Regions from separate parts of the Homo sapiens genome. Here regions 1, 2 and 3 are each linked to region 4. Evidence: chromatin loops called from intact Hi-C (ENCODE). Cell type or tissue: IMR-90. All regions are shown on one strand. Region 1 overlaps LINC01387 (long intergenic non-protein coding RNA 1387). Region 2 overlaps LINC01387 (long intergenic non-protein coding RNA 1387). Region 3 overlaps TMEM200C (transmembrane protein 200C). Region 4 overlaps ARHGAP28 (Rho GTPase activating protein 28).

Region 1 (8,000 bases), 340 kb before region 4:
TGAGATCACACCACTGCACTCCAGCCTGGGTGACAGAGCAAAAGTCTGTCTCAAAAATAATAATAATAATAATTTGGACTGGGCATGCTGGCTCATGCCTGTAATCCCAACACTTTGAGACTTGAGGCAGGAGGATCACTTGAGCCCAGGAGTTCACAAGGTCACAGTGAGCTATGATCGTACCACTGCACTCCAGCCTGGGCAACAGAGCAAGACCCTATCTCTAAGAAAAATTTTTTAAAATTAAAAAAAATAATTATTGTAATTTCTAATTCTAAGTAAGTATTCACTTTTATACCTAATTTTGTATTTGTACATTTGTGTTCTCTTTTTCTTTAAGCAGATCCTTTGGAAATGTAAGCTTCCCACCTCATAAACCTGGATTCATCCCTCTTAGCTCTTACTAGGTACCAGTGATAGAGCACTGGGAATACAAAACTTCCCTCCACTTCTGGAAGTTTACATTCTAAGAGTGTGAGCTGTTAGATACCTAAATAAAATAGGCAATAAATTCGATGATGGTAGATGCTCCAAAGAAAAGTAGAGTAAGGAGGGGGATGAAAAAGTGCTGAGAGTGTGGGTTCTGCATCTTAGACACCTTGAGAGAACATAGATACCAAAAGAAAGGAGCAAGGAGGGAATGAGCTGTCTGGAGCAAAGTGGGTCTCAGGCAGGGGGAAAAGCCAGTACAACCCGCGGGCAAGCCTAGTGTGTTCCGAGTGTCCAGAGCCAGGAGAGAGAGGAGGGAAGCAGGAGAGATGAGTTCGGAGAACCCAGTGATAGCACAGGGCCTTTGGCCATTTCAAGGAAGTTGGCTCTTACTGAGCAGGAAGGGAAATATTGGACGATTTGGGGCAACAGCTTGACATGACCTGTCTTAACATTGAAACCAAGTCACTCTAACTGGCGGTGTCTTTTTTTGTGGCTTTTTTGTTTTAGTTTCTGGGACAGATTCTCCTTCTGTTGCCCAGGCTGGAGTGCAGTGGTGCCATCATAGTTCACTGCAGCCTCCATCTCCCAGACTCAAGCAATCCTCCCACCTCAGCCTCCCGAGTAGCTGAGACCACAGGTGGTGCCACCACACCTGGCTAATTTTTTTTATTTTTTATTTTTTGCAGAGACTGGGTCTCGCAACGTTGCCCAAGCTGGTCTTGAACTCTGACCTCAAGTGATCCTCCTGCCTTGGCCTTCCAAAGTGTTGGGATTAGAGGTGTGAGTCACCACTCCTGGCCCTAACTGGTGTTTTGAAAACAGATCAAAGGACAACAACTGAGGAAGCGGGTGACCAGTTGGAAGGCTATTGCAACGAGCCAGGTGACTGTGACACAGGTGGTAAATGGCCGGATTCAGGATCGATTTTAAAGGCAGAGCTGATGAGTTTCGAGAGAAAGAAAGGAATGAAGGATGATTCCAAAGCTTTCCACCTGAGCAGTTAGAAGAATGAAGTTGTCATTTGTTAACAATGGGCAGGACTGTGACAAAAGCAGATTGGTCTGTTCTGATTGTGTAAGATTTGAGGTGATGCGGAGGGCAGGGTTGAATATGAGCTGAGGAGAGACTTGTGGGCTGGAGATACAAAATGGGACTTCCTACACATGTGGAGAGAGAGAGAGTGTGTGTGTGTGTGTGTGTGAGAGAGAGAGAGTGTGTGTGTGTGTGTGTGAGAGAGAGAGAGAGAGTGCTTTTCTCCAAGGCTGGAGAGGGTGGACAAAAGAAGGAAAGAAAAGCTAAGCAGAACACTAAGGCTTAGTTTCTGCCATTTCTCTAAAACGTTCACAAAAGTTGGTAAAAGTTCTTAACATTTTACAACATTACCTCGACCCTCACATTCTCCACGTGACAAGTACTCCGCTGTTCATGTGCTTTCCTAGGTTTCCAATAAACCAGTGAACTCTTAGGAATGTCTCAGACATTGCTGATTTCATCATTTTAAAAGATTTTCAAATACTGTTGGTGTGTGGAACTCCGTGGAAGCCAAAACCTGATTTTGTTTTTTTATTGATTTTTATCTCACCATTTCCTGTACACACTGTAGGTTGGGAGTTTATTTTTTATGACTTTTTCTTTGCACAGTTGGTGAGTGCTGGCATTTAAAAAATATTTTTAATAAAAAACAATTGAGGAAGTTGCACTGAATCCTGAATAGGTTTATGCCCTAGTTCTTTAGAACTTTTGCCATTTTCTGAGAGCTCAATGCTAAATTGATTACTGACTGCCTCCCAAAGAAACCCCAGTCAAGCAATTGGTATGTGAAGGGAAATTTTCCAAAGGACACACCTAACATTTGTCGCATTAGACTTTCCACTGTCTCCTTAAAACAAGCTAGATCACCTGAAAATTATGCAGGTATCTATTTGCCTCCTGTATGTGTCGTGAGTAAATACATCACGAAGCTTTAAATCTCATCCAAAGCCTTGCTTTTTAAAGGGCTCAGATGCAGTTTATACAAATCTTCGGAACTGTGGAAATGATTTGGATAATTTTATTACTTTAATTTTTCCAAACAGACAAAGGGCAGCATTGTGTGCTGGCCTTCGCTACATGAGAACTTCCTGTTTCTCTAATGAGGGTTTAGATGTTTCAGGAGTAAGTCAGGATGTAGTCGGTCTTAGCGAAGAGTGGAGCAATTGTATACTTGGAGGTGTCCCTTGTCTGACACAGGCTGCTACGAACGGCTGCCTTCCCATCTGTTCCCAGCCTCACACACTGCCTGGAGTGGTGGTTCCAGAGCCCCCTACAGGGGAGCACTTTCCTGTTGCAAATTACACACTGCCTGGAGTGGTGGTTCCAGAGCCCCCTACAGGGGAGCACTTTCCTGTTGCAAATTACACACTGCCTGGAGTGGTGGTTCCAGAGCCCCCTACAGGGGAGCACTTTCCTGTTGCAAATTACACACTGCCTGGAGTGGTGGTTCCAGAGCCCCCTACAGGGGAGCACTTTCCTGTTGCAAATTACACACTGCCTGGAGTGGTGGTTCCAGAGCCCCCTACAGGGGAGCACTTTCCTGTTGCAAATTATCGGGGTTTTCTGCTCTGTACTGAGACTTGCCCTTTGTTGCCTTTGTTCTTTTGGGGCCATCATACACCCAGAGGCAAAAATAAGGAAAGACATTACTCCTGCATTTTTACCTACGTTTGGATGGAATGAAATCTGTGAATGCAATCCCATAAATACATGTTTGAACCAAAGCAAGACACTATCACCACAAGAGGCATGAGGGAAGCATGCCAAGGGGAAAAAAAAGCAGAGAAAAGGGCATCCGCTATTACGAAGTTGTGATAAGCATTGTGAAGTTTCAAAAAAGAAAATAATTTAGGAGCTCTAATTAAAACAAAAAAAAGAAAAAGAAAAAAAAAGCTGGATTCAGTGGCTCACGCCCATAATCTCAGCACTTTGGGAGGCAGAGGTGGGCGGATCACTTAAGATCAGGAGTTAGAGGAAGCCGGGCCGAATGGTGAAACCTCGTCTCTACTAAAAATATAAAAATTAGCCAGGCATGGTGGCAGGTGCCTGTAATCCCAGCTACTCAGGAGGCTGAGGCAGGAGAATCGCTTGCACCCAGGAGGCAGAGGTTGCTGTGAGCCGAAGTCACGCCACTGCACTCCAGCCTGAGAGATAGAGTGAGACTCCAACTCAAAAGAAAAAAAAAAAACAAACCCAAACCTTAGGCTCCCCTGGCTGGTGGCGGCCCCTCATCACATTCTTATAATTAAGGCAAATAACTGGCTTCATTATTTTTTCTAAGTCACATAGTGCTAAAATAAAGTAATTTTTTAAGGATCTGCTTCAATTGAGTATTTTAGTATTCCATCCTCACAAGACTCGCTGTTTAAATTGTAGGCAGTGTGTAATAGAAGACTCACAGGATCCTGACATTCACGTGTTATTCACATGCTATTCCTCCCGATAGGATTGGGCTGCAAGTACAAGGCTATGCATTGCTCACCAAAACATTTTTAATCTCAAAGCAACTTTGACGTTCTTACTGGCCCCTTAATAGGTACTAAAGGTTGATCCCAATTTATCTGAGAGGATGTTTTGGTGTTAAGAAGCTCCCAGTCTGACATCTGAAACCAGCAAGCTGGGGAGCGTCTTTAGGATTTTAGTCCTGTTTTATTACAATCTCCAAACATACTGGACAGACTTCCTTGCACTGCAGTCTGCGTGTCACCTGAACTGTAATGTTGCCAATCTTTCTCCTCTAGGTTCTAAGCAACTGGGCCAAGAAACTGCTGAGTCTATATTTGAATCTTTTTTGGGACTTTCCAGAAGCTCAATAAATATTATTAAACTGAAATACACTAAATAAGTACTTACAATGCCAAAAACCTTTTCTATTGATGTGCATATTTTGATTTCTTTTGTCAGAACTTCAAATTTATAAATCATATTATTGTTACCAAAGATGAATGAGAGTTTATCTGTCTTGGAGAGGAACATATGTAAATGAGGATATGAATGACTACTTTTAATTTCATGAAAAAAACGTACATTGCAACCAACAATTTGCATTGTAAATATTATAATTAGAGCAGAGACAATCCCTGGCAATCTTTGAAGAAAGGCTGGTGAAATCTTTTCAGAGAAAGCTTTTATTTTCCTAAGCAGCCTACATAGAGATTTAATCTGATTATTTAGTTAAGTTCGTAAAGATGAGCTTTTACAAAGCCTTAGCAAAGCCCATTCATCTTGCTAGTCCCTTACCTGAAGAATAGAAAAATAAAATGTACTTTATTTTATAAATGTTTACTTAGATTAGATTCCTTTTTCCTGCACATCTTGGTTTTATTTATTTTATTTATTTATTTTTTTACGACCTCTAAGGACCAAATCTCCAGCCTGTTAGAAATGATGCTATGTCACCTAACATTTTACGTAAAATTGCTATTGAAATAACCACTAGATGGCAGTGAATTGGCATAAAAATGAAGGTCTGGCAAGAAGATGCCCACTAGTAATTCAAAGGGGCAACAAAACAGTCTGTTCATAGATGCTCAACACCTTTCTTCCCCTCAGCATCCACGTAGCACTGAAGATTACTAGAAACCGTTGCTCACCATCGAGGCGGTGGCTTGACAGGGTCAGTGGATAGGACAATGACGAGCAGGGTGCAGCTACCAAGCCCTATATAGAGTGAAATGAACTTGAGCTTTGGAATCAAGCAGCCTGAGTTTGGGTCTTTGCTCCCTCACTAGCTAGGTATGGGATCTTGGATGAATTGCTTAACTTTGCCAGGCCTCAGTTTCCCTATCATTAATGCAGCAATAGTAATAATACCTCCTTCGTGGGTCAGAATGGAATGAGATGCTGTGCGTAGAGCACCTTGGAATGAGATGCTGTGTGTAGAGCACCTTGCATATAAAAGGTGCTTCAAATGACTGCTAGTACAGAATTTTCCAGGTCATCCAGAATTTTTCAAATTTTCAAATAATAAAATAAAACCTAAATCATATACTTGGGCTGAGTGAGTGTGGGGCAGCACTCTATAATAAAACACATTTATATTTCTGTAGCAAAATATATTCATACTAAATGGAATACATAATATATCCAAATATCAGTTCAGGTCAAATGTCACCAAATGAGTTAGAAAAATTCTTGGTGTTTAGAATTTTGGAGATTTGGGGATTGTAGGTAAGGGATTGTGGGTTGGAACTATCTGTTTATAAACCATGTCTTCATGGCCCTATATGCATGGCCCTATATGCATGGCCCTATATGCATGGCCCTATATGCATGGTCCTATATGCATGGCCCTATATGCATGGCCCTATATGCATGGTCCTATATGCCTATGAGCATGAATGCCCCAAGTAGGGGTGGGGAGAACATTGAGCTGCCCCTTTTATTTCCACATCGTTCTCATCATCCTGGGTAAACTGCTATGCTGACTACTCCCTCTAGACGATTTTGATTTTGGAATTTGTGTCTGACAAAATGACTGCATAAAAAGCAGGGGAAAATAGGTAATTTTCTGTACCCAAGCATAACTCTTGATGAAGAAAAAGGCTTATATCAGAGCAGGCAGGATGAGCTCAAATTTAGAATAATAGTGTTTACCAAGTAAAATCATAGTTAAAATTTTTCTCCCAGGCAAGTTTTATCTTAAAAGCATTGATAGAGGCACAATGTTCTAGGAAAGACAACACCAAAAAGATGTTGAAACCTTGTTTTGGGGAACTTGTTTGTTCCAAGTATGTCACCTTCAAATTTCTTCTTAAAATATCTTTAGCAAAGTGTTTTCAATCATTTTATTTGTGATTGTGCAGCCTCTCCTCCTAGACTGTCAACCCTCAGGGACAGAAATCAAACTTTCTCCTGTTTTTCTTTCTTTGTAATCTTCGTGAAGCTGATGACTTGCATAGCAAGTTCTGTGTTTAAAGATGTTAGAAATATGCAGGCTTTCTTAGCTCTAAATAAGAAAGATTCTTCAATGGTAGTCCAGGTATTCTCAGGGAATAGGTTAGACACATTTGGGAGTTGCATGAACCCTTTCAGAAAACAAATACATTGGATATTACCCAAGAAATGAAATTAATCTTAATGGTTTGAAAGAGCTGGAGGCAGGGATTATACAATGAACAAATCTTTCTTTATATAATCTGGTGGAGGATTTCTTAGCATTTTGTGCACATAAGGTCTAAAATAAAAACCCATCCTAAAAAGTAATTGCATAAACTAAGAGCAACTTTAGCTGTATTTCATCAAAATTAGTAGCATGGGGGAACCATGCCCACAGTGCTCTGTAAAAAGCTGCCTATGTTTTTTCTGAATGGGAAAAATAGGGTCATGTTGGCATAGTGGCTGGCAAGAGCAGATGATCAGTCAATGAAGGTCAATCAATTGATCAATCAGTCAGTCAATTGAATGGAACAACAAACTGATCATGGGCTTCCCTTGTGGAAAAATCTCTGATGGTCTCTAAGAGCCTACAGGACAAAGCCCAATTCCACAGCAGGGTGGTACTGGCCCTGAACAGTCACTTCTCAACCTACCTATTTTCAGTCTCATCTCCCTATCTGTAAGCCACTTTGGGATATCCGTTCAATATCCTCAGATTTTCTTGAATTCTGTCTCTCAGTCTTTCCTTTTCCTTGACTATCCTTTCTCCCCACCTCATCCTTCTCTGCCGTTCTCTGCTGGTTAACAGTCTACTCATTCTCAAAGGTCCAATATAAATAAACACTACTCCAAGGAGACTTTCTGTGCTGTCCTAACACTTTCTACATCAGACCACTTTAAGCATTCTGTATTTTTACCACTCTCATTTGTGAACTCTGACGGGTTTCAGGGAAGGATTATTATCTCTTTTATTTATTTTTTATTTTTTGTACGACAGAGTCTGGCCATGTGGCCCAGGCTGGCCTCGAACTCCTGTCCTCAAGCAATCCCCCTGCCTCAACCTCCCAAAATGTTGGGATTACAGGCATGAGCCATCATGCCCAGCCAGAAGGAGTACTTCTTACTTATCTTTGCATCCTAGTACTTTGCATATACGGTAGTTGGAAATTAATGGGCATTTAATGTATTTCCTGTTATTGATGAAAAATTGAGTCAAGCATGGTTGAACTCACTGGCATAAAACCTGTGGCAAACATATAAAGAGAAATAACAAGACTTCTTTATCACTCTGTTCTTCCACTCCTGGAGTCCTAAGTTTATAAATGAGGCAAGTCAGAACAGCTCAAGGTTGCACAGCTAATAAGTAGTAGAATCTTGGCGTTATATCAAGTATCCAAATGCCAACTCAGTGTGCTTTCCATGGTTCTGTCTCTTACAAATGAAAAGGCATAAAGGCCACTTCACGTGGACATGTCATCATCCCCACGTGGTACCACTTAATGGTTTTCCAAGTTACTCTGTGGATAAATGTAAATTGTGGTATCCTCTTCTTTCTTCTTTCTCATAACTGGGTAAGTTAATATCCCAGGGGAATTATTTTGGCATGTGGAAGAACTATTAAAAGAAGTTTCATTTGGCAAACCTCAGTAGCGATGCAG
Region 2 (8,000 bases), 320 kb before region 4:
GGTGGGAAAAGTCTATCAAGTGATAGTGACGTGCCCTTATGGAAAAAATTCTGGGGTAAGCAGAATTGGGGTTTTACTCTTAAGCTAACATGAGATGAGATTACTCTATCCTAACAAGATTTAAGCATCTTGTTTTTCTAAATGTTCGGTCATTTGTGTTAAAACAGAGGAAAATATGACATCTAACCTTTTTTTCCTGAGAAAATAATCACTGTCCTCCATGCTTTGCCAACAACAATCCTTTTTCCTCCCATTTATTGTAAGAGCTACAGTATCTGCAGTTTGGCAGAATCACCACCCTCTCTGGGGTGTTTGATTTCGCCTTTCGTATTTGAGCTCTTGGTGTGTGCGTGTATGTGTATGTGGGTGTGTATGTGTGTGGGTATGAATGTGGGTGCATGTCTGTGTGTATGTGTGTGCTGTCTGTGTATTTGTATTGAGGTAAGGACACTCTCTGAGATGTAAGAAAGCACTACAACTGTTTATAGGGAATGAGTTCTTTATTTTTATTCCCCAAGACGTTTTATAATCTTGTGTTTTTCAAGTTTGCCTTAAAGAATAAACAACCTTCTATTTTGTAAGTTTTTTTTAGATGTGTTCATTAGAAAGATCAGATCTTTCAGTACTTGCCATTAACCAGTTTTCTCTTAAGTTAATCATCCACATATAACTCTCCAAAGAATAGATTTACTTTAGTTGTGATTTTTCCAAAGTCTGTTTTTGCTTTCTCTGTTAAAAACAAATAGAAAAAAAAGGAAGGAGGAGATGAGAGAGAATCCTGCCCTTTTAGCATATAGAGTTCTGAAATAAAAGACTGAGTTGTACAGAAAAGCCGCCAACACCATCATTTGTTTTCTGTGGTTTCTGATGATTCTTTGTGGAGCAGTTTTCAAATGGAACATTTTCTTGCTATCACAGGAAAACAGCACACTCCAGGGTGGATTCTGATTGCTGTAGCTAAAATCTCTATCTCCTATTTCCAGAAGCAGAAACACAAATGAGGTCTGATGGTTGAAAACTTAATGGAAGAAAAAAATAGAACATTTATGCATAGAAATAAACACATACACACAAAGGAATACAGGAAAAACTGGGAAATCTGAATAAGATCAGTGGATTGTATTAGTGTCAATTTCCTGGCTCTGATATTGTACTACAGTTTTACAAGATGTTATCACTGGGAGAAACTAGGTTAAAAAGTACATGAGATACCTCTGTATTATTTATTATAATTGCATGTGAATCTAAAATTATCTCAAAATAAAAAAATAATTTTTAAAAAATTTGGAAAAGTAACAAAAGGAAAACTAAATAGTACCTTAAAAATAAAAAACTATTTAACATTTGTATTTTGAAAATAATTAGAAGCATATGAAAGAGATTGTGGCTTTTTTGTTCATTCTTTTATAAATTACTGGTAACTTATCATAGTACCTAAAACACGAAAGGAAACAGGTATAGTATGCTTCAGTTTGTAAGTTCAGAGGGTATTTTTGGTGGATTAAACCAATAACCTAAATTATCATGAGAATTATGAAGCCAAGTTTTTATGTACTTTGTGATAATTTAGGTTGAAGGCACATTATACTCTGACTGGCAACATCTAGGTAGAATTAAAACTTTATAACTTTGGTTAGTAAAAACGATGGAATTAGATAAATCCATTATCCTTTATGGCTATAATAAAGACCTTCGCCAAAACAAAGAATATGAGTATATTTGCTTTTCAGGGATGGGAAAAAGAGGATTCTAGGAATAACCATTAATATTCAGAGTGAAATGTGGGTTGAGATGAAAAGATAATACTTACCCCTTTAACAAACCATGTAGTCTATTACAGTGGATGAAGAGGTTTAAAAAAGCAAAATCTCTATCATCTATTTATCTATTAACTCTTTTTTTTTTTTTTTTTTTTTTTGAGACAGAGTTTCACTCTTGTTGCCCAGGCTGGAATGCAGTGGTGCAATCTTGGCTCACTGCAACCTCTGCCTCCCAGGTTCAAGCAATTCTTCTGCCTCAGCCTCCCAAGTAGCTGGGATTACAGGCACTAGCCACCATGCCTGGCTATTTTTTTTTAGTAGAGACGGTGTTTCACCATGTTGACCAGGCTGGTCTCGAACTCCTGACCTCAGGTGATCCGCCCGCCTTGACCTTCCAAAGTGCTGGGATTACAGGCATAAGCCACCACGCCCAGCCTGCTTTAGATATTTTCTGATATACGTTTATGTCATTATAAAACTGAGAGACAGAGTATTTGTAGCAAAAATTTTAGAGACCAGACTTCACAGAAAAGGAATAACTAAATCCCTTCTGAAAGATATCTTACTACCTAACCACCTGTCAAAGCCTGTGAGATTTACTATATCCCTGCTACAACACAACATAGCTCTACAGACAACTTGAACTCGAGATTTCGTTTTGATACGTGATTTTGTCATGTTTGGAGAAAGTGATGATGTTGAAAGAAAAGTGTCTCCTCTTTAAAATACGTTCCTTAAGCGACTGCCTTGGAGCGGGAGATTAGGTCTCATTTCCATTCAATTCAAATTGGGCTTAAAATGTAATTCCAGGCCCTGGCAGCTACCACAGGATAATATGCTCCCTCAGTGAGAAAAAACTTGGCACTTAAAACTGATGAGTAGGCCGGGTGTGGTGACTTACGCTTGTAAATCCTAGCATTTTGGGAGACCGAAGCTGGAGGATTACCTGAGGCCAGGAGTTCAAGATGAGCCTGAGAAACATAGCCAGACTCTGTCTCTACAAAAAATTTTAAAATTAGCTGGGTGTGGTGGCACATGCCTGTAGTCCCAGCTACTCAGGAGGCTGAGGTGGGAGGACTGCTTGAGCCCAGGAGTTTGAGGCTGCAGTAAACCATGACTGTGCAACTGCATTCTAGCCTGGGCAACAGAGTGAGATCCTGTCAAAAAAAAAAAAAAAAACCAGAGATCTTTGTGTTTCTTCTTTGCAAGAGTAGGATTAGCTCAGGCCGCTGCGGTGGGGCTGAGCCCACAGATAAGGATTATGTCAGCTTGGCTTCTAAGTTTGAGGAGTTAAAAGGAGATTGAGCAAGAGATTTACGGCTGGCTGCCAGAGGAACACTTCAGGTCACAGAGGCTTATGGAACTACTCGAGTCACAGTATGTGAAACGCAAACAGCTGTCTGCCTTACTGAGGCCAAACCTGAGTGAAAACGCATGGTTGTGGAGTGCAGGGGCAGGAACTTAAACACACATGCAAGGTGAAGGAGGGCCTGCAGAGAGTCTTATGAGCGGTCAGCCACTTCTCTGTTAGCTAAAACCTTCAAACACCTTTTTTCCTATTTCTGATACTGCTTTGGGAAAATAACCAGGCAGTTGGTCTGTGTCCAGTCTACTGTAATAACAGGATTACCATTTACTCGGCACCTGATTACCACATGCCAGCCATTTCATGTGGCTTATCTCGGTGTATGATTACACTACCCATAGGCCATAGGTACTATTACTATTTCCATTTCACAGATGAGTAAGCTAAGGCTTACAGAGGTTAAGGAACTTGCCTCAAGTCACATTCTTAGGAGTAATAGAACCAGTACTGAAATTCGAGCAGCTGGCCTTAGCGCATGCGCTCACTAAACTCACTACGGTGTACAGCTCTCTCTCTCTGTGGCAGCTGATGAGGCGGGAGCTGCTGGTGGAAATTCTTCATGGGTCTCTTGTGTTTCTACATATCTCCACTTTGCTAAAAGAGGCACTAGCCATCTATGTTCTGGGCTATATCTTCAAGAATGCTTATATAGCAAATAGTCTTGGAAGACAGAGATGGCACTGTCTCTGAAGCAAAGGGCAGGCATGCTTAGTGCCTACTTTAAAAAGTCCGAGTTCCCTACCTTCAAGTTTCCTCTACCACATCATGACTGCTGTGTCTGCACGTGTCTTCTGGCCCTCTTTGCATTGTCCTGTGGGAACTGGGGAGTGGGGAACCAACAGAAGTGCAGAAGTCCCAGCTACTGTATAGCTGTGAAAAATAAACCATCCTTTTGTCTCTCTCCCAGTAGTCTCATGTCTTCTACCAGCCTCCCTGGGATGTGGCCTGCTAACTTAGTTTGCATTTGTTCTATTTCATGACAGTAGGAGGGGCTAGATTAGAAAAGGGGCTAAAATAGGCCAAGCACGGTTGCTTACACCTGTAATACCAGCACTTTGGGAGGCCGAGGTGGGCGGATCACTTGAGGTCAGGAGTTTGAGACCAGCCTGGCCAACGTGGTGAAACCCTGTCTCTACTGAAAAATGCAAATATTAGCCCGGCATGGTGGTGCGCACTTGGAATCCCAGCTATTTGGGAGGCTGAGGCAGGAGTATCACTTGAACCCAGAAGGCAGAGGCTGCAGGGAGTCAAGATGGCGCCACTGCACGCCAGCCTGGGCAACAGAGTGAGACTCTGTCTCAAAAAAAAAAGTGGCTAAAATAGCTGATGGACTTTATGGAGACAATTTCATGGTTCCCAGAAGGAAGACAGAGAAGGATTTAATGCAGAGCAGTGAATCCCCTGGGCTTATGAACCAAACCACTTGTCTACCTAGTTTGTTTTCCTTTGACTGTTAGAGTGGATACTGGGGTGCTCCATCCAGATGTTACCTTCACAGCTGGGACACTCATTTCCCAGCTGCTGGAAGCATTGGCAGTCAAAGATTCTCATCTGAGTCCTTCTCCGTGAATTATCTTAGGCTACCTTGCCCAAGGATGGCCTCCTTCTACGAGTCTGCGGCTGTGGGTGGGTTGGGGGAAGTGAGGGAGTGCAGAATTTTCTGCCCTTGCTTCAAAGCAGGACAGCTCTGATGTTAGCTCCAGAGCTTCCTTTGGGAGAGGTTCAGTTTTCTGCCTTGTTTTGTGTGCGTCTGTGCAGACATCACAGTTCAGCTCCTTCCTCTGCTAAAATGCACTCCCTTCACTCATAGCACTGACTTAGAGGGGCCTCCGAAAGAAATTTCCAGTGTGTAATCTCAGTGCACAAATCTTAGAGAATGTTTCCCAGGGAAGTGACCAAAGACAGTTCTCTTATAAATCATGATATGCAACAAAAGGTCATATGAAAAAAGTGCTTCCCAAGATTTTGTGTGCTTTTAGTCACCATTTTTTGGTATCCATAGGCTTAAATAGGCCATTCAAATATTACCTATAAGCTTGAAAAAATAATATAGTTACCTCAAATTCTGATAGTTACATTAAAGAAATTATGTTTTTTAAGCACTAAAATTTTGACAATTTTGTAGTATATTCACCGAATTGCTTTTTCTAACACACTATTATACTAGTAAGTAAAAAGTAATAGAAAAATCTTTAACTTATTATAAAATGCCCTGATGGAAATTTTGGTACAATTGAATTTCTGTTTTCACTTGAGATACAGATACTTTGAATGTTTCATAGATTATGTAAATGGAACAGTGGGAAACAAGTCACACCATTTAATGTGTCCAGGAAAAATAGAATAACCTCCTTTCCTACAGAGGGAGGCAAAAAGACCGTAAGATTTGTTGGAATGGAAAATTTGGAGCTTTGCACAACCTCTGAAGTATAGATTTGGAGGGGAAAAGTGGTAATGAATACACTGAAACAACTTCCTCACTTTGGAATTAACAAGAATAGACCAGTAAGAGCAAGGATAAGATACAGGGCCAGTAGGTCAGTACCAGGCTGATGTGATGTCAGTAACGTTAAGGAACCCAACCTTTTGTTAAATGATGTCATCAGCTTTTTTTTTTTTTTTTTTGAGACAGAGTCTCACTCTATTGCCCAGGCTGGAGTGCAGTGCTACGATCTGGGATCACTGCAAATTCCACCTCCCAGGTTCAAGGGATTTTCATGCCTCAGCCTCCCAAGCAGCTGTGATTACAGGCGTGCGCCACCACGCCCGGCTAATTTTTGCATTTTTACTAGAGACAGGGTTTCACCATGTTGGCCAGGGTGGTCTTAAACTCCTGACTTCAAGTGATCCACCGGCCTTGGCCTCCCAAAGTGCTGGGATAGCATAGTTATTGGTTGTTTCTGATTGGAAACTAAGTGTGGAAATAAGACCTCTCCAGCTCCTGCGGTTATAAGCTTTGTCCCATGTGATAAACAAATCAGACTTTTTTTACGCTGGGAGTAGTTTAATTTTCAACCTCTGCTGCAGGGGAGACTATTCCTTCATTATATTAAGGTAAAAGCAGCACTAAGATATTTTAAAGTTTTATTTTTTAAAAGAAAGTTTCACATGAAACATGAACATTTCTCATGAATAAATGCATTATATTGACAAGTTTCATTCTTATCATGCAACAAGTTGAACCAGTTACTTTTAATCAAAATAATGTTATGCAAGATTTAATAGTCCAATACTCAACTCAGTTATGTAAACAAACAAGACAAGCTAAATCCTTTGTAGTCTGCTAGATGTTTTGCTTGGTTGGAATGGATCTCCCACATAAGACACAATCTTTAAATTGAAAAAGGAAGTCCTAGCGATAGCAAATATACAAACAAAAAGGAGTGTTAGTTTAAATCCTTATTTAGCTTATCTGAAGTTGCATACAATAAACAGAGTTTCATTGTGTTCCAAACAACTCATATATTGCTTCATAAACCTGGTATCTTATTATTCAAGACTTCAGACCAAAAATGAGGTAACAGATTGAGCAAGTTTCTGTTTCATCCATAGAGATATTTAAGGTGACACTACAAAGAAATTTTGGGCTGGGCATGGTGGCTCACACCTGCAATCCCCACACTTTGGGAAGCCAAGGCGGGATGTCGCTTGAGGCCAGGAGTTTGAGATCAGCCTGGCCAACATGGTGAAAATCTCTCTCTACTAAAAATACAAAAATTAGCCATGTGTGGTGGCATGATCCTGTAATCCCAGCTACTTTGGAGGCTGAGGCATGAGAATCACTTGAACCCAGGAGACAAAGGTTGCAGTGAGCTGAGATCACTCCACTGCATTCCATCCTGGGTGACAGAGCAAGACCCTGTCTCAAAAAAAAGAGAAAGGAATTTTGTTCTACAAGGGTGACGTTACAAAGAATACATAATTGTAAGGGAAACATCTTCCCCATGGGTATGAATAGTTTTTAAATTTTTGGAATTAGAGATATACAGATTCTTTTAAAATTGTTATCTAAAATCATTATTGCTCAATAATTTTCTAGCAGGTGAAACAGGCACAAAGTTTAACCAGTTGAAATCTGGGTGGTAAAAATGCAGACGAGGGGTTATCTCAAGATCAGCATTCAACTCAAAGGCAGTCCAGTCCAGTGCTTTTTGTGTGTGTTTGTGTGTGAGTATGCATGCATGTGGGTAAATGATCAAAGACTCTTAATGAGACCTAAGATTTCGAAGTTCTCCTAAGCAAGCAAATGTACATGAAGTACCTAATGCAATGGCTGGAATATGAAAAGACCTCAAAATGTATGTCAGTCTATGACTCTGCATGGATGGAAATATTGCCTGTCTGTCTGGATACCTCAGATAGATTTACTCAAGTCAGGCTTGCATTGCAGCTACAGAAAATTCCAAGCAGTTTTTTGATACCTACCTGATTGCTCTTCTAGTCAACACCCCTTACTGACAAATACTTCAGAAGCCACTCTTTCTGGCAGTTCTGGGCTATGCTCAGGGATCACTTGGGGGTCTTAAAAGCTGGGCAGAATCACCCCAAAGCTAAACAATTGAAAACAATGTAGGAAAACACAGAGGAGAATGAGTATGGGCTTCTTCCACGTGGGCGAAACAAGACAGTCAAGACAGTCATGAATCAAATTTTAAAATCAAATCTACCAGATTTTGATGTCTTTATGACACATTCTATTACTCAACTTTGGAAAAGAATATCTTGAGTCGTGTGAATAAGCCTAGTACTTGCATTTTGAATGGGTCCTTCCTTTGGTGTTTACAGTTCAGAAACAATAGAGATACCAAACAAGATAAGACTAAGCCACAGAGGTATCTGAAAAGCTGCCATCAATCAAAGCTCTTTGTGAAGCT
Region 3 (8,000 bases), 1.0 Mb before region 4:
CTGTGATTAAATTTTTCCTCAGATGAAGCTGCTGAGGAGGCCAACTCTATCCAGTAAAAAGACATTCTAAAAAATTCCATTTAGCAAACATTTGTCTTTAACGCAAATGAACAACAAACATACTATTTAAATTTTATTGGTTTTTTTCCTTATTGTGTGACTTTCTCTTAAAAAACCCTCAAAGGGAAGAAAAGTGTATAAGTACTACAGTGATCTGTAAGCTAATTATGATAATTCAATTTACATAGAGTTTCTATTCCTACAATTAGAAGCACTAAACTTATATTGAGCCACAGGAACAAAAAAAGGGCTAGCAGTGTCGACTCTTCTTATAGTAAAATTGAAGGGACAGTTCAAAGTGGTTTGTTCTAGAAGAGTTTTATCAATTATTATTTGAGTGACCATTGATTGTGACTTGGGAGTATTCTTGTGTGTGTGAAGATACTCAATAAATGTTTAGTCTTTGTTATGAGAGCAAGTGGTGTCAATTTGTCAAAAATTCCTAGAACAAAGGAATATAATTGTATTTATTACCAGCGAACTGCACACTTAAAATGGTTAAAATAGTAAAGTATATATGTGTATTTTACCCCAATAAAAATTAATAAATAAAATATTCTTGTTAATTGGGTGCTGAGTGTACTGCCACTCACTTGCACACCTGACATTGAATACCAAGGGCAATGTGAGGAGGAGAGAGATACCCATTAAACTCTGGCAATAAGGAATCTCCTGTGCTTCCTTGTAAGTTTCAGGTATTTTCATTGTAAGCACAATAGCCAACTCTAGCTAATAAGCAAAAACAAAAGAAAACAAATTGAGAGGAAGGAGAACTGGAATAATCTGTTATGTCTAACAACAACAGCAATGACAGCAAAATCAGGCTTACCCTTGCAGGAGCCAGGGCAGCTTCAGGAACCTCAGTGACAAGATTTTGGGGACCTACTATTTGGAGCACTGTGGTTAACACAATGAGACCCAACCTCAAGGGCTCTTGTTCTCTGGTTCTCCTTCCTCCACATGTTAAACATATGGGAAAGAAAATGTGACTGGCCAAGCTCAGGTCTGGTGTCAATACCTAGGTCAATTAGCTACGGCCAGGTGTGAACAGAAGGATGAAGGAACTGCAAGTCAGGCAGCTGTCTCAAGTGGCATTTACTACACTCCTCTGCCATTTTACTCTGAAAGACTTTGATAAATTAAGCATCACCTTCCACTTTATCCCCCTCTTAATGTGCTCTCCTAGAGTAGCACCACAGGTGCCAGACTTACAACCTTTGTTTTCTCCTATTTAGTCTTAACCCTCGTTCCTAAAGCACAGGTATTTACACGAATGTATCTGGCTTAATTCATACTGAGGAGTGAATAACTGACAGCCCTTTGTTTACTGTATTTTTAAATTATTTTTTACATTTTGGTAAAACAGCCGGATACAGTGGCTTGCACCTGTGGTCTCAGCGACTTGGGCGACTGAAGCAAGAAGATCACTTGAGCCTAGGAGTTCGAGGCTACAGCAAGCTATGACCGTGCCACTGCACTCCAGCCTGGGCGTGACAGAGTAAGACCTAATCTCTAGATTTTTAGTAAAAAGTACATTACATAAAATTTACCTTATTAGCCACTTTTATGTGTACAGTTCTGTGGCATTAATTACATTCACATTGCTATGCAACTATCACCACCGTCTGTCTGCAGAACTTTTAAACCTTTTCCAACTGAAACTTTGTACTCATTAAACAACTTCCCATTCCTTCCTTCCCCCAACTCCTGGTAATTTCTAATTTACTCTGTGTCTGCATAAATTTGCCTTCTCTAGTGACATCGTATAACTGGAATAATACAGTGTTTGTCCTTCTGTGACTGGCTTATTTCACTTAGCAGAATGTCTTCAAGGTTCATTGATGTTGCAGCATGTGTCAGAGTTTCCTTCCTTTTTTAAGGCTGAATAATATTCCACTGTGGGTATATCCCACATTATGTTTATCCATGCATCTATCTATGGACACCTGGGTTGTTTCTACCTTTTAGCTATTATGAATAATGCTGTTATGAACATGGGTATATGCATACTGTATTTTTTCCCATTGGGCTCATGAACAAAGTTGCCATGGCAGCAGAGACAATAATAAGCCCCCAGTATGAGTGGCAGGTTGATCACATTGGACCACTCTCATCATGGGAGGGAGAGTGTGTTATTCTCACTGGCATAGACACCTACCCTGGATATAGATTTGCCTTCCCTACTGAAATGCTTCTGCCAAAACCACCATCTGTGGATTCCAGAATGTCTTTTTCATCATCATGATATTCCACATAGTTCTGATTCTGCCAATAGAACTAATTTTACAGTAAATGTGGTTTGTCAATGGGCTCATGTTCATGAAATTCACCAGTTTCAGTCATCTAAACAACTAGCCTGAAGGAATGATGGAATGGCCTTTTGAAGGCTTAGTTGTAACACCAGCTGTGTGGCAACACTTTGCAGGCTGGGGTAACATTCTCTAGAATATGGTATATTCTCCAAGTCAGCAAACAGTATGCCTTGATGCCTTTCCCATAGTTATGATTCACGTGTCTAATGATGAAGGGGTAGAAATGGAAGTGATTCCTCCCACTGTTACCTCTAATGACTAGTAAGTGAATTTCACTCGTATGTGAAATTTTTGCTTCCCGTAGCTGCAATTCTGGGCTATGCTAGTCTAAAGATCTTAGTTCCAAAGACAGGGATGCTTCCATGAAGCACAAAGTGTTGGTTCCATTAAACTGGAAGTTGAGATTGTCATCTTGGCAAAGAAAGGAGTGCCTGTACTAGCTGATGTGACTATTCTGACTATCAAGTGGAAATTGGTTTGCTACTCCACAGTGTGGGTAAGGAGGCTGTCCCGAATGCAGGAGAACCTGATAGTGCCTGTTAGAATTACTATGTCCTATAAGGAAAAACTACAGCAACCCCATATAGGCAGAACAGCTCTGGGCACAGACCTTTCAAGAAGGAAGGCTTAGGTCACCTGCCAGAAAGGGAATCACAACCAGCCAATGTTCTTGCTCAAAGTGAAGAGAATAGAAAATATGAAAACTTATTTCTTTCTTCCTTGCTCTGACTCTTCTTTTGTCTAACTTATGATACGTTAATAGTAGTTCACTTGATTATATACCTCAATACTTAAACTACAGGGTGGCAAAGGGTTGGGGGTGAACTAGCTACAAGAATGAGCATCACTAAAGAAGACTGAGTTTGTACTCTTTTTTGTAGAGAGTTTTGCTGTGTTTTCAGGTGTGTGAGAGACAGCTACATCACATTAGGTAGAAGCATGATGTTGCTTATGTCCTTATTTAGAAATTAAATATAGTTAAAGAGGTGCATATGGATGCCAAACTGACAACAGATGGACTCTGGTGTTTTTTAACCATGTGGACTTGGTTAGGTTAGACCTATTTTCTCAGAATATACCGCTCTGTAGGATTCTGAGTTAGAGTCAGCCAGAAGACCAATTTGAAGAAGGTGGAAGTAACACAGCAGTTGTTGCCCTTGGGGGTCATTGCGTTCGATGAGGTTACAGCAGATGCAGTGGCACCAGTGGGCTCCAGCCTGTCCTTACTCTCCCCCTCTCCGCAGCCAGCTCTTCTTCTGAAGGATGACCACCTGGAATAAGAGCAGCCCTAGGCCCCCCACCTCACTCCAGGTGGCAGATCCACAGAGATGGTAGCGATACAGAAGCACAGCTTCCGATGGCTTCCCCGTGTCTTCAGTTTGCAGCCTTATTTCGGTGCTTGGACGTGCTTAACTTCTCAGGTTGGTGACTTCCCCCGAAACTCCAAATTCCTTCCTGGAACATCACTTTCCCCAGATCCTCCTACGACCAGACAACGTCCCATTCTTGAACTAAATCCCTTGTGCCATAGAGAGCTCACAGTGCCTCTGCTTTCTGAGTGAACCCTGAATGATTCAAAATTCTGTATCACACCAGGGGAAGAAACTTCCAAGTGGTGAGTGATTGAGAGAATAGTTCCTACTCCTGGAAACCAAATAATTGCTGGTTATTATCATGTCATTATTAACTAGTAATAATAGTAGCCGGCATTTACTGAGCACCCACCATATGCCAGACACACGGCCTTATATGCCTTGTGCCATTTAATACTCACAAAAACCTGCTGAGGTAGGTACTTGTCCTATTTTGCAGGTGAGAAAGTTTTTAGAGCTAGCTCAGTGCTGAAAATGTACACTCTTGACTATGCTATTTTCATAAAATTCTCCTCCACATGTCACACATTGAAATTATTTGTTTACATATCAGTGTCCTCTACTAGAATATGACATTTCAAGGTCAAAAAGTACATATTTTTGATATCTTCATTCTTAAAGACAGAGTCTGAAAATTAGAAGGTCTATGATAAATGTTTGCTAAAGAAATTGATGAATAGAAGGAACAGTGGTGAGAAGTGTGGCCGGCATTAGTACTTCTGGTTAAAGAAAACTGGCAGTGAGTCTTGCGACCGACATTTGTTCACATTTCCAGGATGGGAGCCTAGCTACATAAAAGAATTCAGAAAGAATACAGAGTAAGCATATGCTATTAATGGGAGCAATGGTGATAAAAAGAAAATGTTATTATCCAGATCACTTCACATTTTGGTGGGAGGTCAGGGACAACAGGGAAGGGCATGCATTTTATAGAAAAAGCATTTCAAAAAGTACTTTGGAATGTGGCATTTGTTTTTACTTTAAGGAGCACATACACCTACTTGGCAGTAGGGGGAGCAAGATGCAGGGAAATCTAAAATTTTACACTGGACAAAAAATGTGAAGACAACTGAGTCATCTAGGGATAAAAGCATGGGAAAGTGATTTGACACAAAGCTGTCTGAAATGGGCTATTGATATATTTTAAATACTAACTCCTTAACTTAAAATAGTTTTGAATTGGATACTTGAAAGAGTGGGAGGGTGAGAGGGAATGGGTGATGAGAAATTACTTAATGGGTACCAGGTACATTATTCAGGTGATGGACACAGTAAAAGCTCAGACTTCATCATTATTCAAGATATCCATGTATCAAAATTGCACTTGTACTCTTTAAATTTATATGAATAAAAAAATAAAATGGTTTTTGAAATTTCTCAGTAGAGCCCTAGCATTCTAGCACACACTCAAGGGAAAATTGGGCAATGATCAGTATAGGTTTTCAATAAGGATAGAGTAGGATACGTTGTTTTTTAACCTAAATCAGCAGATTTGGGCCAGGTGTGGTGGCTCATGTCTGTAATCCCAGCACTTTGGGAGGTCAAGGCGGGTGGATCACCTGAGGTCAGGAGTTCAAGGCCAGCCCGGCCAACATGTTGAAACCCTGTCTCTACTAAAAATACAAAATTTAGCTGGGGGTGGTGGCAGGCCTCTGTAATCCCAGATATTTGGGAGGCTGAGGCAGGAGAATTGCTTGAACCCGGGAGGCAGAGGTTGCAGTGAGCCGAGATTACGCCACTGCATTCCAGCCTGGGTGACAGAGCAAGAATCCGTCTCAAAAATAATAATAATAATAACAGATTTGCTCTTTAGTGGTAAAATTCACACCACATTTATGCCAATTAGACCCAGCCTTGAACACTTTGTGGTCTAAAGAAAACCAAAATTGAAGGGAAAACTAATGGTACCATTTAATTGAAATTCCCTAGGCATAATATAGTGTGATAAGATAAAATGTGTATTGCTATAAAGGTATGTTTTGCTTATTTTGTAAACAAGGATTATATTCTGCTTTGGAGTGCAAGGAGAAAGTCACAGTCTAGTTTTATGAAGACCAAACTAGAGAAAATCGAGTTATCTTAAAGTGTATGACATCTCCACAAATGAATGTTTATGGCTTTACACTTGGAGTGTTCTTGGAACACTCTTCATAGCAAATCCTCCCTCAGAAGACCCCCACCTGGCATCAGAACAAACGTAAGTTCTTTCAAAATTATTTTGACCATCTCTGAATTTTTTAATTTGAATCTAGGAGGAAAAATCCTGTATATTCAAATTGAGCAATGTAATTGGCTAATGAATTGTTATTATTTTAATTTAATGATGCAAACATTTTGAAATCAATTTCAATGCCTGTAAAGTTGACATTTGTTTGGTTCACCTCACTTTCAGGGCATTTTCTTGTCTAATTAAACCCATGTAGCAAGGACCAGAGCTCCAAAATACTTCAGTCTTCACTTAGGCTGATAATTCTGATTATGGTGGGCATAATGAGAATCCAAACAATTTCACATGAAAACCAAAATATAATATAAAAACTCTCCATGGAATTCATCAAGTCTTATGTATCGCTTTGCTAGTATAAATATGATCAAGTTTCTTCCTAAGCCTGGGCCATGACCAAATTCTATGACATATAAATTTTGTTTTGGAATTTTTCAATTTTTCTTAAGGTCACAGCCTATGTCATTAGAACTATGGCATACATAGCTTGTCAGTCCTATTATCTGCTTGAAGCAAAGGTTTTCTTGCTATGGCATGTGATGATTTATTCTCAAAAGTATTTATTTTTGTTCACAGACTTCAAAATCAGTAAGTTACAAAATTGACTTGCTTTAAGTTTCAATAGTTCGTTCATTGATGCACATGTGTGTGTGCACATACATGAACACTAATCACACCTCCAGGATCTCCTTCAGCCCATAACATTTGCAATTCAAAGTCCCAGGTATCCTTCCACTAATATTTCTATCATCAATTCTAATTTTTATTGCAATAGCCTGATTCCCAAATCTGTAATTCAGGCCAAGACTCAGAAATCAATCTCAGGCAGGCATATTAGTTTTAGACATGATGGAAGAATGTTCCGGATTTTAATAGACAATCTTCCCCCTTCTTCTGTCTTTAAGATTATAAGGACTGCCTATAAATTAAAAGATACAATGGATGGATTACTCCTTATGAGACCCAAACTAGCATCTTTTTGCTGTCTTTCCTCCATGACTTAAATGTGCTGAAAGATGTTGGTAAAAGAGAAAGCATTAAAGATATAGATGCTCCTTGCTGTTCAAGTTGCCCTTTCTAATCTGAGTGAATGAAATCAGAGAAGAGTGAGGCAAGCCTGTGACACTTCCGGGATCTCATCATTTTCAGTGGATAAAAAGGCTTTGCATTCAACCCTCAGCACCAGGGGTTATAATCCAAACAGCCTTGTAGAGCTGGAATTTACAATTTTCTTCCAAAGGACTATGGGAGCATGTCTAAATAATTATACATCTCCACCATTGCGTAAACCAGTTTAATTAACATTTTTCAGGCATGTCACATTTATACATTCACTAAATAATTTTCTAAAATTATGCTGCATTACAAGTTGCCACATATCAACTTGGATTATTTTTACTCATGGCCCTAATCATGTCTGAATTTTATTTTCCTTTTTATATCCCTTTATTTTTTTTTGCTATAATTTGGTACTTCCATTGAAGATGATTCATACTTACAGGCTAGCCAGATGCTTTGTTCAATTTATTTGCCAAGTGTTGCATTTAATTGCCACTGACTTAATGAAAGCTGGCATTTTTTTCAGGCAGGTATAGCATTATTAAATGTCCTTTCCATTCACTTTATAATAAAAGAAATCTTGGAAAGCATTCACCAGCATCTCTCTGACTTAGTCAGAATATCCTACATGAATCAAAGAAAGGTTCTAGTTTTGGACATCCATGGGATTTGAGGAACGAGGAGATTGCAAACATGCACTTCAATTGTGTTTTGGCTTTTCAGTGGCACATGTTTCCAGAAGATATCAGTCAATTTACTCTCTATTTGAGAAGATATAAAAAATTGGGACGCAAACAATTACTTATTATTAGTGCTCAAATTACTTTTCGGTCTTTTTTAAGACTATTATTATTATTACTATTACTATCACTATAAATGCATTCAATTTTTTAAAGTAGTAATCCCAAGCAAGATTAATAAATCAAGAGATGTTCTCAGGCATGAAGCTGAAATAAAACTAGAAATACAAAG
Region 4 (8,000 bases):
GGTTTGCATGTTGCAGCGAGGTCAGAGTTACTTTATTGGGATATTTCTCATTCTGTTTGTGAACTGGCTGAGAGGCAAACCTTCTTGATCTAATTTAGAAATAGAAGAGAGGATGGCAGAAGGGATTATGAAAAGAGGGGGAACGGAGACTTTGTCAGAATCTAACAGTGTATTTATCATGTGGGAATAGTGGTATTCTGCCAAAACCACAGAAATGAAACTGTGATCAGAGTAGAGAACTTCTATATTTGTGTAGAATTAGAAAATTATTTCAAGATCAACATTATTTTTTAAATATTTTAGAAAATTGTTTTTAAAAATTCATCCTCACATAGCTATTTGCCTTAATCATGTTGAAAAAAAATTACTCTTGGTAGACATTACCTTACCAGTCTGTTTACAAAAACAGTTTATATAAGAACAGTTTTCGAAGGGGAAAATGGGGTCAGGTGGTAAAAGTGCATTGAATACTGACTGTTTTCCTTGATTTACAGCAATACCGTGAAGAACTTGATGCCAAGTTTAATGCTGATAAATTTAAATGGGACAAAATGTGCCATAGAGAAGCTGCAGTAATGTTGAAAGCGTTTTTCAGAGAACTACCCACCTCTCTCTTCCCTGTGGAATATATACCTGCCTTCATCAGTCTAATGGAAAGTAGGTGGAAGACGTTATATGTGAATACGCTAAGATATAAGGTCAATAAAGTGAGAGCAGAAGAGAGATGCTGAATCAAATGTGCTCATGTATAGATTTGCTGTGTCCTGACAGTGCTTGGTGGAATATTAAGTTTGATGGCAAACAGTCACCTACTTACATACTTATATACTTAAGCCTGGTTTAGGGTTTTATAATCATTAAAAGGCAGAGGGGTTTGCAGAAAGACCAGGCTCTTGAGATTTGGATTCCTGTGCAACCATCTGTTAGCCATGCAATCAAACCTTCTGAGCCTCAGTTACTACATCTGTAAATTACAGATAATAATTACCTGTCAGGGTTGCCGTGGATATTGAATGAAGTCATTTAGAATAGAGCCTGGTGTGTGATAATGCATCAAAAAATACGACATCACTGCCTTTCTTAAATCTGAGGTCCTAGGTCTGATGATGCAGCATGCAATAAATACTTCACAGAAGATAATATGTCTCTGAAAATTACAAAGTCACATCATGTTTCTGAAAGTTACAAAGTCATATAGATTAGGCCTTTAAGTGAAGTATGTGGGCAAAAGCACAAAAATTATAAAGTGTGTGTTGTAATTGACAAGGAATCATTTGGCATGGTTTGAGCATAAAGGTTGAATATTGTGGAGGATGTAACAAGAGAAAAGTTTGGAAAAGTAGAATGGGGGTACATAGTGGGGGCTTTAACTGTTAACCTGGGGAGTTCAGGCATTGCAAATCTAAATATGTATGAGCATGCTAAGTAAATGTTGATTCTACATGGACCAAAAAGGTCTGTGTCCAAACTGAGAGGACACACCCCATCTAGAGACATTGACCACTGCTTGGTTCTCCGTAATGGTTGCTGTGCCAGACTGAGAGCCAAATCCAGGCTTTAATGCGAAAACTCTCAATTTGAGAGTGTCAGGCACTAATTTTTTTTTTTTTTTTTGAGACAGAGTGTCGCACTGTTGCCCAGGCTGGAGTTCAGTGATGCGATCTTGGCTCACAGCAACCTCCACCCCCGGGATTCAAGCGATTCTCCTGCCTCAGCCTCCTGAGTAGCTGGGATTACAGGTGTGCGCCACCACACCTGTCTGATTTTTGTATTTTTAGTAGAGACGGGGTTTCGCCATGTTGGCCAGGCTGGTCTCAAACTCCTAGCCTCAAGTGATCTCCCTGCCTCACCCTCCAAATTGCTGGGATTACAGGCGTGAGCCACCACACCTGGCCCAGCCACTAATTTAAATTTTAAAATGTTGTGTGAACTTAACAGGTGATGTCTGTATCTGCCATTGTACAACCTTCTCAGGTTGGCCAGAACTACAATTTCATAAAAATTACAATGAAAGAAAATAATAGATCCTAAGTTGTATGGCAAAATTTGTCCTAAAAATTATGTAGGTTCTAAATCTTTGAATGTTTTAACTAAACCAGATTCATAAAATAATCTTTTGTGTCTTGAAAGAAGAGAATATTGTAGGCAAGGCAGTCATTTTCTAAGCTTTAATTCACATGCTGTCCGTGACCAGTATCTATTTTCTTTGTAAGCTTACTGGGTTTTTTTAATGAGAAAAACTTGCTGAAAAAGAGAGAAGAGCTACTAATTTCCTTCATTCATTTTTGTTTCAGACATTGTATTTTTTCAGTTCTAGAATTTTCAGTTGGTGCTTTTAAAATACTTTCTGTTTTTCTGTTGAGGTGACCTATCTTTTCATTCATTATAATCATATTTTCCTTCACATCATTGAGCACAGGTACAATAGCTGCTTCAAAATCCTTGTTGGCGGCCAGGCGTGGGGGCTCACGCCTGTAATCCCAGCACTTTGGGAGGCTGAGGTGGGCAGATCACGAGTTCAGGAGATCGAGACTATCCTGGCTAACAAGGTGAAACCCCGTCTCTACTAAAAATACAAAAAATTGGCCAGGCGTGGTGGCGGGCACCTGTAGACCCAACTACTCTGGATGCTGAGGCAGGAGAATGGTGTCAACCCAGGCGGTGGAGCTTATAGTGAGCCGAGATCGTGCCACTGCACTCCAGCCTGGGCGACAGAGCAAGACTCTGTCTCAAAAAAGAAAAAAAAGTCCTTGTTGGCAGTTCTAACACCTGGGTTATCTCAGGGTTGGTCTCTGTCTTCTTTGAGAATGGGTTACACTTTCCTTGTTACTTTGTATGTCAAGTAAATTTAAAGCTTATTCTGAACATTATGAATATAGTCTTTGGAGACTATGGATTCTGAAGTATTTCTCCAAAGAATGTTGTTTGGTTTCTTTTACTATTGTTGCTCTTTTAAGCCGGCAGTTTGCTTGACTGGACTCAAATTGCCAGTGGTCTTTTGGGCAGGAGCTCAACTGTGTGTTCAGTTGTTCAATCCTTCGCCGTGTTACCCCACACACGCATGGTTTGTGGGTCAGCCAGAGATTTGGGTGAAGTTTATACCAGAATTAGGACCTTCCATCTCTGGATCACTCATTTGTTTTTGTTTTTTGGTAGTTTGAATTATGCAAGGAGGATTCAAACCTCTAATTCCAGATCTGTTCAGAGAATCATATTTAAGAAGGGTATATGAATATATTAATTTTCATCCTCCAAAATATTCAATCCTTGTGTTCAAACCATGCCAAATGATTCCCTGACTGTCAGTTACAAAACATACTTTATAGTTTTTGTGCTTTTACCCAAATACTTCACTAAAGACCTAATCGGTATGACTTCGTAATTTTCAGAAACACTGTGTGACGTTGTAATTTTCAGAGACCAATTATCTTCTGTGTAGCATTTACTGCATGCTGTATCATCATTACTGCCTATCTGACTACAGCCAGTACATTTCACTGAAGGGAGAGGTTCTGAGAAATATCCTGAAAGGGTTCACAAAGAGTCCACATTCCTTCGTATGACTTTGAAAGTGAAAAATACTATATTGCAGGTGGTTGATTTGATACCAGCGAACCCTGCAGGAAACCCAGAGTTCTGGCCTGCTACCAGCAGGAAATAATGGCCTTTTTGCCACCTAAGTAAGCTCTAGTTGTAACAAGATTCTCTGAAGGGGAGGATTGTGAACAAGCGCGTGTGTGTGTGTGTTTAAGCTGTCCCTCTCAATACCCTCAAATGGAGCTCAGAGAACACAGAGCCTTTTCCACTAATGTCGTTACTTTCTCTTTTCAAACTTGGCCCCAAACTTGACCGTAAAATTAAAGGACTAGTATCATCATCAATCAAGCCTCAGATGCTTTCATTACATGCTTAATAACTTTCTGGGGAAATAATGACCTCAGGAAAGAGAATACTTGTGACGGGGATGTATTAAATGAATTAACTACAAAACTATTAATCACAAAACAGCGTTGGGCCAGGTTTCCTAAGTAAAATGAAAATGGATTATTTGCCAAATTAAACTTAACTTAAAAGAGCTTCTTAATTTCTCTGAAGTTAATGGAAACACAGTGGTCCCAAGCCTACATCTGCATCTCTTGTTTTTTTCTTCCCCAGAGTTGTTTTTTTTTTTTTTTAATTGCGTTGGAAGATTAGAGACAGTCCTCAGCCTGCAGTTTATGCACTAACATTATGTCTTGTCTGCCCCTAAATGCTTTGCACTGAGACTTGCTCTTAAAGTTTCTATTATTCAGGCAAGCTCACAGCAATGTGTATTTGCTCTTTTCAGTAACATCCTGGACCTGCGTCATTATAAATTTGATACAAGTTATCCACAAATCTACACATGGATTTTTCTTCAACAATATGATCCTCCCTCTCTCCCCATATTGCTTGGTTGTATACACTTGTCATCTACTCCTGAACTCTAGCACGCACAGCTCCAGTAACCTACTAGCTTGTCACAAGTGTTTCCACTGCTATACAGCTCAGTTAACTTCACCAGCAGCTGACTGCCTTCCAGCCATTGAATAGAAATAGATTTTCCTTCAACTTGAGAACTCCCCAGAGATTCCAGAACATAATGCTTTCCTCCAAGAACTCCCCACCAAGACACCATTTTGAAGAAAATACAGAGGGACAAAGGAAAGCCTAGATTCTCTGGTGTATTCTAAATTTTCAGCACAGCTGGTCGTGGATTATCCAGCTGTGGATGGAATCCCTGAGTATAAATGCCAACCCTCTGGCGCCATCTTGTGTCATTACTGAGGAAGAAAATACTCAACAATCTCCAAAGATCCAACTACAGTCATCACCTTCCCTAAGTGTCCATGGAAGATCTAGAATAAGTGTCATAGATCATAAAAGTAAGAGCAAATATGTAGAAAGATAACTATGTACAGGTACTGATTTAAACACTCTACATGTATTAACTCATTTAATCCTCATAACAGCCTGTGAGGTAGATACAATGACTATTCCTATTTTACAGATAATAAAGTAGATGCAACAGGGATTAAATAACCTGCCCCAGGTCACACAGCGACTAAATAGTAGTCCAGGTTTGAAACCTGGTTCTAAATCTGTGTTCCTAATACTTATACTTTTCTGCCTCATTATATGGAAGCAAGGTTTATTTTCTCTTGTATTGAGTGAGCTTCACTTCTATTTATAGTATTAAAGGAAGGGAAGGTCTGCGAAAGTACTTTGAAAGGGAAGTGCTATCCAAATCCAGAATTATTCTGAGGATCTCGTTGGCCACCTGCCTCAACAATGGCATCATGGGATGGGAAAAGGGAGTTGATGGACAGAGGCTCCTGTCCAAGTGAACAAATTTACATTGCTGGGCACAAAACCTGAGTCTTTACCACCAAAAGCTGTCAGGAGCCCTCCTGTGCCACCAGATGCTAGCAAGAAATGCTGTCAGGATGCATCAGGGCTATTTAAAATGTATGACTATTTCTGTTTTCTTGTTAGGAGGGCCTCACGTCAAAGTACAGTTTCAAGCCTTACACCTCATGGTCATGGCGCTGCCTGATGCCAACAGAGATGCAGCTCAGGTACGTCGTGTCCACCTCACAGCTTGTCCTGGGGCTCTTATTGCTCAGAGGACATGGCTCATATAGGAAAATGAAAGTGGAGATGACAGCTCACTGAGCCACCTGAGCATGCTGCAAACACACGGCCTTTCTGTGCTCCCACTGCCCTTCTCCTGAGGAAGACAAGAAAGAGTGGAGATCTTGGTATCTTGTTTTTTTTTTTTTTTTGAGAGACAGAGTTTTGCTTTGTCACCCAGGCTGGAGTGCAGTGGCACGATCACAACTCACTGCAGCGTTGACTTCCCAGGGCCAGGTGATTCTCCCATCTCAGCCTTCCAAGTAGCTGGGACTACAGGTATGTGCCACCACACCCAGCTCATTTTTTGCAGAGGCAGGGTTTTGCCATGTTGCTCAGGCTGGTCTCCAACTCCAGGGCTCAAGTGATCCTCCTGCCGCAGCCTCCCAAAGTGCTGGGATTACAAGTGTGAGCCACCACGCCCGGGCGGTATGTTCTTAAACATTTAAGTTTCATTCACTCCATTCATCCCAGAGATGTTGACTGTCTATCCTGTGTCAGGCATTGGGCAAGGTGTTAGGAGTAGAAGAGGCAAAAATGAAGGCTTAAATAGAACAATGTCATAAGTCAATAAGACCATTATGTAACTTGTAAAATAGATTCTATAATTGCTGGTCCTCAACTACTCACATTAGTCTGGTGTACTGAAGTGGAAAGAAAACTCTGATGAGCGTCCTCAGGGAGGAATTTGAAATCACTGGTTTAAATTTCTAGCATGTTCACGTTTTTAAATTTGTGAAAATAATTCAATTTAAATAGTTCTAGAATTTCAGAATTTTAGAGATCATCTGATAGAATTTGGTCATTTTACATATTAGGAAAATGAAGCAGAAAAGTGGTTTCTCCACTGATATATAGTAGAACATTTGATAGAATCATATTCTATAGTTTCATCCCCAATTTTTCTCTCTTTATTTCACATTCATTCTTTGCTGTATGTTGGTAAAAATCAAAGTTTCTCTTGCTCTCTGGATAATCATTCTATATACAATAGGAAATTTGTTTTAAGTACAACAGGTATTTGGAATCTTTGAAATGAAATTGAGATAAGGATGAGTTGAAAAGAGATGGTAATTTTGAGGCCAGTAAACATAATGCTGAAAACAAAGATGGTTCTTAGTGCTGCCTCTTATCAGACATTTCAGTGTGGTAAGGACCTTCCTCCTACACAGCGAAAATATCTATGTCAATTATAATATATGTCGGTCATATTAGATGTATCCTTGAGGCAAGGACAGAGATCAGCTATGACATAAAAATGTCCTTTTCTAATATAATTCAATAATTTTTCAAAAACTGAAAATTTATTAGCTTGTTTTTTCGCTTTGTCTACAGAGTGTTCTTTTATCAAAAAAAAATTCATCTGTTATCAAATATCTGAGTCAAAATGTCATCTACCCTTTCATACAACTGAGGATGCAGCAATTATCAAATAATTCAATACATTTCTAACAAAAGGTCCCCCCAGAACATCACGGGACTGGTGAGGATGTTACACACATGCACTGTCTCTCTCTCTCTCTCTGTCTCTCTAATTTTTTATTCTAAATTGTGACTGGAGCTAGGATTGCAGCTGGTGTGGGTTAGAGGTCAAGAACTCTAGCTGAAGAATTGGTTCCCTTCGTTCAGATCCTGGCTCTGCCACTTAAGCTGAACAAAGCTGCTCAGCCGCACTCCACCTCGGTCTCTTCATCTGTAAAATAATAATAGTACCTACCTCACAGGGTTTGGAATAATGATGAGTGAATATATATAAAGTACTAAGAGTAACGCCTGGCTCACAGCAAACCCTCAAATGAATGTTAACTATTATTACTATTTAGTGCTGTTTTTCTCATTGCAAATACTGTACAGTGGAATTCAAACTTGGAAAACCAAAGAGCACTTCTTTTGGGGATTTCAGTCGTCTTGGTGAATTTAGTATTTATACTTTGATAGCACAGCAAACTTATATTAAGCTTTCTCAATTCTTTATTTTTTTTAATGCTTAGAAGACCTGCACACAAACATTTGCTTTTGGCCAGCTGTCAATTTCAAAGTTGAAAAGCAATAGAAAAATAGCACCCAAAAATTCAATTTTTTTATTGTTTAGTTGAGTTTACATTTGGGCTGAGGAATGAGATACTTATGTTGTTTAAATGAATTTTCCTTTCCCTAGGAAATTGTAAATAGTTTTCAACAGCAATGCTTTAAGTTAAGGGTATTTTTCAGAATTACTTTTCTTCCTTCACAGCAAAACAACCTTTCGTGTTTATTGAACTGCAGCATTTTCTCTTCCCAGTTTATATTTAATTTTAACATTTGTCAGACTCTTTTAGGATAAAAGAAAAGAAAATGCAAACCACATT

Evidence for each region. Hi-C counts contacts between places; a loop is a spot of excess contacts. Peaks named below come from ENCODE experiments on the same cell type or tissue, not always from the same donor. Only the 100,000 strongest peaks of a DNase experiment are listed, where the experiment ranks them.
Region 1: it touches region 4 in a loop (8-fold over the local background); 92 of 110 quality-filtered maps call a loop at or near these places.
Region 2: it touches region 4 in a loop (4-fold over the local background); 5 of 110 quality-filtered maps call a loop at or near these places.
Region 3: it touches region 4 in a loop (5-fold over the local background); 56 of 110 quality-filtered maps call a loop at or near these places.

Annotation. Positions count from the first base shown.
Region 1 is chr18:6,538,611-6,546,610 of GRCh38, forward strand. All of the region lies in intron 2 of LINC01387 (long intergenic non-protein coding RNA 1387), which reads left to right. Among named protein-coding and RNA genes, the nearest start is that of LINC01387, 31 kb to the left of the region's middle. In IMR-90, CTCF peaks have their summits at 2,845 (motif pointing left), 3,052 and 4,902 (motif pointing right); no DNase peak of the experiment used is centred here.
Region 2 is chr18:6,558,615-6,566,614 of GRCh38, forward strand. All of the region lies in intron 2 of LINC01387 (long intergenic non-protein coding RNA 1387), which reads left to right. It overlaps LOC105371972 (a long non-coding RNA gene), which reads left to right. Exons shown (of 3, transcript XR_935116.4): 2 at 1-55. Among named protein-coding and RNA genes, the nearest start is that of LINC01387, 51 kb to the left of the region's middle. In IMR-90, no CTCF peak of the experiment used is centred here; a DNase peak (open chromatin) is centred at 3,097; H3K27ac peaks cover 1,248 bases.
Region 3 is chr18:5,874,827-5,882,826 of GRCh38, forward strand. TMEM200C (transmembrane protein 200C) reads right to left here. Exons shown (of 2, transcript NM_001395400.1): 2 at 7,246-8,000. MIR3976HG (MIR3976 host gene) reads left to right here. Exons shown (of 10, transcript NR_172496.1): 5 at 1,427-1,558; 6 at 3,617-3,793; 7 at 5,745-5,942. Among named protein-coding and RNA genes, the nearest start is that of TMEM200C, 17 kb to the right of the region's middle. In IMR-90, a CTCF peak has its summit at 4,757 (motif pointing right); a DNase peak (open chromatin) is centred at 4,785; H3K27me3 peaks cover 253 bases.
Region 4 is chr18:6,881,643-6,889,642 of GRCh38, forward strand. ARHGAP28 (Rho GTPase activating protein 28) reads left to right here. Exons shown (of 18, transcript NM_001366230.1): 11 at 495-657; 12 at 5,515-5,597. Among named protein-coding and RNA genes, the nearest start is that of LINC00668, 44 kb to the right of the region's middle. In IMR-90, a CTCF peak has its summit at 4,785 (motif pointing left); a DNase peak (open chromatin) is centred at 4,789; H3K27ac peaks cover 557 bases.